Regions from separate parts of the Homo sapiens genome. Here region 2 is linked to region 1. The links are chromatin contacts, found by Hi-C or POLR2A ChIA-PET in ENCODE. All regions are on one chromosome and are shown on one strand. The core of a region is the stretch at or near the end of the contact, and the rest is flanking DNA. Distances in the headings are between cores, read along the strand shown. Region 1 has its middle 8.5 kb from the start of MIR10226. Region 2 holds the start of PRAC2 (PRAC2 small nuclear protein).

Evidence for each region. A loop is a pair of places that touch in the nucleus more often than their neighbours do. ChIA-PET counts read pairs that join two places held with the same protein, here RNA polymerase II (POLR2A). Pooled maps may share reads with other maps.
Region 2: a pooled map shows a loop between it and region 1 (6-fold over the local background). The contact joins the promoter of PRAC2 here to the enhancer-like site in region 1. A Hi-C loop is called at or near these places in 1 of 37 single-sample maps with no recorded cell type and 6 of 50 pooled maps. POLR2A ChIA-PET finds 5 or more read pairs at or near these places in 1 of 52 experiments (A673).

The regions. Positions count from the first base shown.
Region 1 is chr17:48,022,899-48,025,919 of GRCh38, reverse strand. No RefSeq gene overlaps it. Among named protein-coding and RNA genes, the nearest start is that of MIR10226, 8.5 kb to the left of the region's middle. RefSeq lists a silencer at 1,418-1,547. Within about 2 kb of position 1,464, at least 33 of the 41 ENCODE cell types and tissues checked have a DNase peak (open chromatin) inside an H3K27ac peak, as active enhancers do; they include A673, where a contact is called at or near this core.
Region 2 is chr17:48,721,414-48,724,434 of GRCh38, reverse strand. PRAC2 (PRAC2 small nuclear protein) reads right to left here and starts at 1,250. Exons shown (of 2, transcript NM_001282275.2): 1 at 1,122-1,250; 2 at 1-107. The coding sequence starts at 24. It overlaps PRAC1 (PRAC1 small nuclear protein), which reads left to right and starts at 1,917. Exons shown (of 2, transcript NM_032391.3): 1 at 1,917-2,117; 2 at 2,536-2,716. The coding sequence starts at 2,043. The coding sequence ends at 2,634. MIR3185 (microRNA 3185) reads left to right here; the gene lies at 1-27. RefSeq lists enhancers at 941-1,456, 1,457-1,971.

The DNA.
Region 1 (3,021 bases), core at 215-2,714:
TGGTACCCCTATTTTGCAATGCAGTACATACATGGTAGCTCCGCTGGGGATTCCTTGAGTCATTTTTTCCATTCCCAAACTCCAGAAGGGAAGAGAGGTAAGGCTTCCTCTGAACAAACCGAGAAACAGCATGGCTATTTTTCTTGGCATGCCTGGAACCGTGGAATTCCTATCCTGGCATACATCCTGGGCACTACAGCTCTCTGCAAGCTTGCGGGTGGTGGGGGCGAGGAAGCATCGCCAGCCCCCACCGTGCACATGTGTCCTGAGCACCCTGTGCGCTGCAGAGGGTGTGAAGAATTGCAGGTCCGGAGGGACAGGAGGGTGAAAGGGTGTCGCAGGGACAAACGGGAAGGGTGGAGATTGTATAGCCTTTCTGGGCGACACGACTTCCCTTCTCTGTCGCCGTCCCAGAACCTGTTTTCTCCTTTCCACTCTCTGACGCGTACACTTTCTGCGTCCCTGTAAATGCGTCCCTGAGCTTGTCTAGCGTTGCGTCCCGGGACAGCTCGTTTCCCTCGATCCTTTGCGGACTGCAGCTGGTGGCTCACGTTCCACCCCGGCTCCACCCCGGCCCCGCCCCTGGAGTGCGCTGAGCACTGCGGGAAGCCCCGCCCCAGGAAAGCCCCGCCCCAGGAAAGCATCCGCGATCCTATGGTGCCACCTGCAGGGACCGGCAGGAAACGCGCTCCCGCCGGACCGACCTGCTGACTAACTCCGCCCCCAGGGCGGACCCGACTCCGGCTCCTGAGAGTTACTGGTTGGTTTCCGACGCCGGCGACAGGACGTTGCCCTAGCAACCTGCACGCGTGACCCACCCTGCTAGTGCTGCGCCAGCGTGGGCACAGGAATTTCAGCGAAGGAGGGAAAGTGGCGAGCCGTGGACCTTAATAGAAGTTGTCCCTGCGGCTTTCAAGTCCTACATTATAAAACTGTTTAAGATTGGACATTTATAACGGGCTTGACTACTTCTGCAATTAGAGAAAATGATATAGTTATGTAAACATTTACATTGTAAGCGCTGAGTACGTAACCCGTCCCAGTAAATAATGCAAAATGGCAACTCTTGGAAGGGGAGAAAAAAAAAGAGTATTCGGTTAAATTCCGTGGAGTTCAGGGGCTAGTATGGCGACAAGAAAGGAGACATTTTCCAGAAATATTTTGGCAAATATGCGGCCACACCCAGGGCTTGGCTTCCTCCACCACCCTTAAGCGACCGCAAGGAGGGACGGGCAAATGCGCTTCTTAGCAACGCGGTCGCGCCCGCCTCGGCCCTGCTATTCCAATGTAGCAGGGACGGGAATGTAAAGGGACAGGCAGGAGGCTGGGCCCTTCACACAAACTGGCTCACCGAATCCTGTGAATTACGCGATGCTCTCCCCATTTTACGGAAGGGAACACTGAGCCTCAGGTTGACGTGTTTGGTGTAGTTTTCGCAGGGCGGGGCTCCGGATGGGGAACTGCTGGGGACAAGTGGCTTTCTCGCGCATCCCTGCCCTAGGCCCATCCGAACCCCTGGCCCACACAGTAACCGTACTAGGTTAAAAGGAAGGGGCTGAGGGGGCATGGCAATGCCGAGAGGCGACCGGAAAGGTGTCCTCGCCCGCGATGGCTGAGGGATTGTGGGGAGCGGCGCGGCTGCGAAGCAGCCGACGGACCCACGCCGCGGCGGAGAGGACAGCGCAGAGCGGGCTGCGCAGCACTGCCAGAGGACCCGGGAGGGCCGGCAAGGAAGGGCGCTGCCCCTTCCAGAGGACCCTGAGTTTGCAGGCCCAGCTTTCCGGGGGCTGAGGCGGAGACCCCGCTGGGGGTGGAGGGCCGCCGGCTGCTGTGCCCCCAGCTCCCACGTGGCGCCCGCAGCTCGGCAGAGCCGCCAGGATGACAAGCCTGGCCTGCCGCCCAGAGTCCTGCCCGCTGGCACCGGCTTCCTCCAGACTGCCTCATTAGCGCTGCCACAGGCCGGAGCCGGCGGGCGCGGAGGGGAGCGCGGAGGACTGGTTTTCGGGAAGGGCGGCCGGCGGTTCCGTGCGGGAGAGCAGCCAGGGCCTGCCTTCCAGTGTCCTGCCATCCCCAGGGCCCCTCTGCATCTTTCTGCATTCCTCCACCCCCTTGCCCTCGTGGGCGACCCTGCGGGCCCCAAGTGTATAAGGGAAGGGGGCCTCAGGGCCTCTTCTTTCCTCCAGCAGAATGGGCACCGGGGCACGTCTGAAACCCAGACCCCAGGAGCCAGGGCCCAGCCAGACGGCACGCACAGAAACACCGGCCCGGGGGCTCTGGCACGGAACAGGACGCCAGCAACAAGCAGAGCCAACTGGGGGCGCAGAGGTAGCGCGGCCTGGCCCTCGGACCCCTTTTATACCACTTAGAGCCCCGCACGCCCCCTGCCTTCCGGCTATTGGCTGGCAGGAAGGCGGGGCTGCTCGGGTTGGCTGGCATTCAGGCGGTGATGGATGGCTCCCCGCTGGCGGGACCGCAGCCGGGCTGGGCGCTTTGCAGGGCTGCAAAGATTGGCGGGGGTGGGGCCAGCCAGGCCTGGGTGTGGGGTGCAGGGGGATGAGCAGGACACCGCCCGAGGCTCAAATTTTCTGTGCCCTTAACCACCCTTTGAAACTTTGCTATATAGCGGGGGAAAAAAAAAAAATCTTACCTCTAAATTCCTACTAGATACCCTTTAACTTTGGAGGCCGATGCAGGTAATGTTGAATAATTTACCCAAAACAGTCTGGGCACAACCTTACAGACCTCCATTTCCTTCCAATTTAGGTCTCATTCATTCAACAATATTTGTTTGTTGATTCATTATTTCAAATATTTGAGTGTTTGCCATGAGCCAGGCACTGGGGAAAGAAAGAGAGAGACTGATTAGACTCCGTAGTGGGGTGAGGGTGGAGGTTAAAAGGCAGGAAGGGATTTAAGAGATATTTGAAAGTAGAAACGCCTTTAAAAATCAAATGATGTTCTTTATCTTGATCTGAGTAGTAGTAAAAAGTCACAGGCCGGGCGCAGTGGCTCACACCTGTA
Region 2 (3,021 bases), core at 1-2,500, 700 kb before region 1:
CAGAGCCATCCGCCTTCTGTCCATGTCTTCTTTATCTTCCTCGCCATAATAATTAGTGGTGTGGACCCCCCCACACACACTTTTTTTCGGATTTACTTGTATGGAACCTGTGCAAAAAATATTTAATTTCGTTTTGTATTAAACGCTTTCATTGGGAATCCCTTCCCAATTTTAGTCTCCCACCTATCCCTGGACGACCACATTGAAATCTCTCACTTATTTGTGTTTAAATCACAACAAAATCTACAAACCTATATTCGCCTGCAGATATTTATTTTTACATAAGGGCTATGTTAAGCTACAGGAGGAAATGTTTTGCTTACCATTCGGACAAACGTGTGAACACAATGTCACAATAGGTGAATCCAGACAATGAGCTCACAGACGAATAAACGCAGAGGCACACACATATACTCCGGAAAATAAGCAGGGCGCCTTTTCACTAACAAGGCGCAATTGTACCCTGAGCTGCCCTCCAGACCGTTCCCCTCCCTCAGAGCCAAACTCCCGCAGCGAATCTCTCAGCAAGCTACGAAATGGGATCACAGGGTCGCGTCTACGCGGGCTCCAGGCCCGAAATAATTTCTAACTCCAAAGCAAGTGGATTTTATTAGGCCTCCAGAAGCCGAATAAGGGAGTAGTGGCGCAATGCGTAGAAACTACCTCCGGAAGCTCTTTTTGAATCTCGGTTCCAGCACCCGCAACGCAGAGCGCGAACCTGAGGCTCCATCTTTCGGGTTTTACTCCGGCTGGCTAGCGCTTCCGGGAACCCTGCGAGGCCGCCGCCAGCCGAGAATCCGCCCCGCCTTCCCTGCAGGCGATCCCTACTCCAAATAGTAGTTCCCGGGCCGGAAGCTGGAAAGCCCTCGAAGCAGGAAAAAGCCTCATCCAGGCCCCCCAGTTCTCGGGAGCAGCTCCAGCTTTCCTTCCCCAACCTAGAGCAAACTTCTCTTCCCTGCAGCTCCCCTCCCCCCCTTCATTAAAGTTATATTGAAGGTGCTAAGTGCTGCACTCTAATTGGGTTTCCTTCAGGGGAGACCCTGTGCCCCCCGGCCCCAACCCGTCCTGTCTAATAGAAATCCCCGAGCTGCAACCGCGAATTAAATAGATGAACTCGTTACCGTAAACTTGCAATAAAGCCCGGAGGCGACTGCTGCGGAGGGGGCAAAAGAAGGTTTCGTTGTTTTTGAAATTTATACCATTCTCACCCTCCCGAACAGTCGCTCTCCAGGGAAGAGGGGAGAAAGCTCGGGAGCGGCCCCGGGCCTCTAGCCCAAAAGCAGGACACCCCGCCCCTCCCCCCAGGCACTGGCCTGGGCCTGAGACAGATTTAAAACATCCAATGAGGAACCGATGCCAGCCTTTCTTCCTCTCTCCCTACCAGTTAGTTCTGTGTAGAGGGGATGAGGGGGAGGGGACGAAGTGGTCGGGGGAGAGTGAGGGAAAGAATTCCACCATTACCTTCTCTCCTCCCCTAAACTGCCCCCGAACTGGGAGGTGCACAGGGGGCAGCAAAAGAGTTTAATCGCCCCTAGAATAATGCTGGCGCCCAGCCTGGGGGGAGGGTCAGGGACTTTGCCATTGAACTTGAAGTTCCAGGCTGGTGGTCTCCACCGCCCCCGCCCCCATTTTCCTAAAAGTTTTATGGGAAGAGGGAGGAAGGTGAGGGGAAGAGAGGACTTCTCTGGCCTTGGGAAAGAGGGAGGAAGCCAATCAGGGGAGGAAGGGCCACAGCAACCAGGAGGTCCAGGGAGATTCGGAGGTTTGCGGGGAGGCGAGGAGGCTGCTGGGAGGAGACACTCCAGCTTTCGCCCCTACTTGCAGCTATGAGGTGGGGAGCCACCAACCGCAGGCCTTCTTACTGAGCCCCGCCCCAGACTCTACAGGGAGAGGGGCACCCAGTGCTGTGCTCCCGTCCTTCCTCTCCTAGCCTAAGGCGTGCAAACAGAGCGCCACTGGGAGGCTGAAACCTTTAGGCCGATGCTTGCTTGCAAGGTCAGGCAAGCTGGATTCTGGTCCCCACCTTTGCAGAGAGAACAGCGATGTTGTGCGCCCATTTCTCAGATCAAGGACCGGCCCATCTTACTACCTCCAAGAGTGCTTTTCTCTCTAATAAGGTAAACTGATCGGTGGGCCAAGGGCGTTATCGACGGATCGCTCAGTATGGTAGCTGCATCAGGAGGCCCTGGGAGAGGGTCTCCCAGGAATTTGGGAGCCTTCAGAAGTTTTGGGAAACAAGGGAAGGGTGAGCAGCAGGCTTTCACCGATACCACCTGGCGGGAGCACCTACTCGCGGTTCCTGGAGAGACCGGCAGCCGCCCTGGGCAGAAAGGGACAAAGAAAATGTTTCGCAGCACGCGGGACCTGCAGGACCTAGGCGGGGGAGAGGCTTGGGAGTGGGAACTAGCACCCGCTGTAAGGTCTGCCATAAGACTTAATGTTTGTCTCCAATGGGATGGAGTCCTGGCATAAGCAAAATTAATATTGATAACGTTATTATTATTTAAAATTTGTAAATATTGTAAAATATTTTAGAAAACATCTACTTTGAAACATCTACTGGGCGAGACCAGGAGTGATGGCTCAGCCTGTAATTCTGGAATTTCGGGAGGCCGAGGCAGGAAGATTCCTTGAGCACAGGAGTTCCAGACCAGCCTGGGCAATGTAGCAAGACGCTGTCTCTATTTATACAATAAAATTTTTTTAAAAAAGGAAACTGGGTGAAAGTTAACTGTGATTATAACAATTTTTCTTTTTTAAACTAACTCATCCTTAAGGCAAAAGCTCTGGGCCTTAAAAAAATAAAAACGGGCCAGGCATAGTGGCTCATGGCTGTAATCCCAGCACTTTGGGAGGCTGAAGTGGGCAGATAACTTGAGGCCAAGAGTTTGAGATCAGCCTGGCCAACATAGTGAAAACTGTCTCTACTAAAAATACAACAATTAGCTGGGCATGGTGGCTCACACCTGTAATTCCAGCTACTCAAGAGGCTGAAGCACAAGAATTGCTCGAACCTGGGAG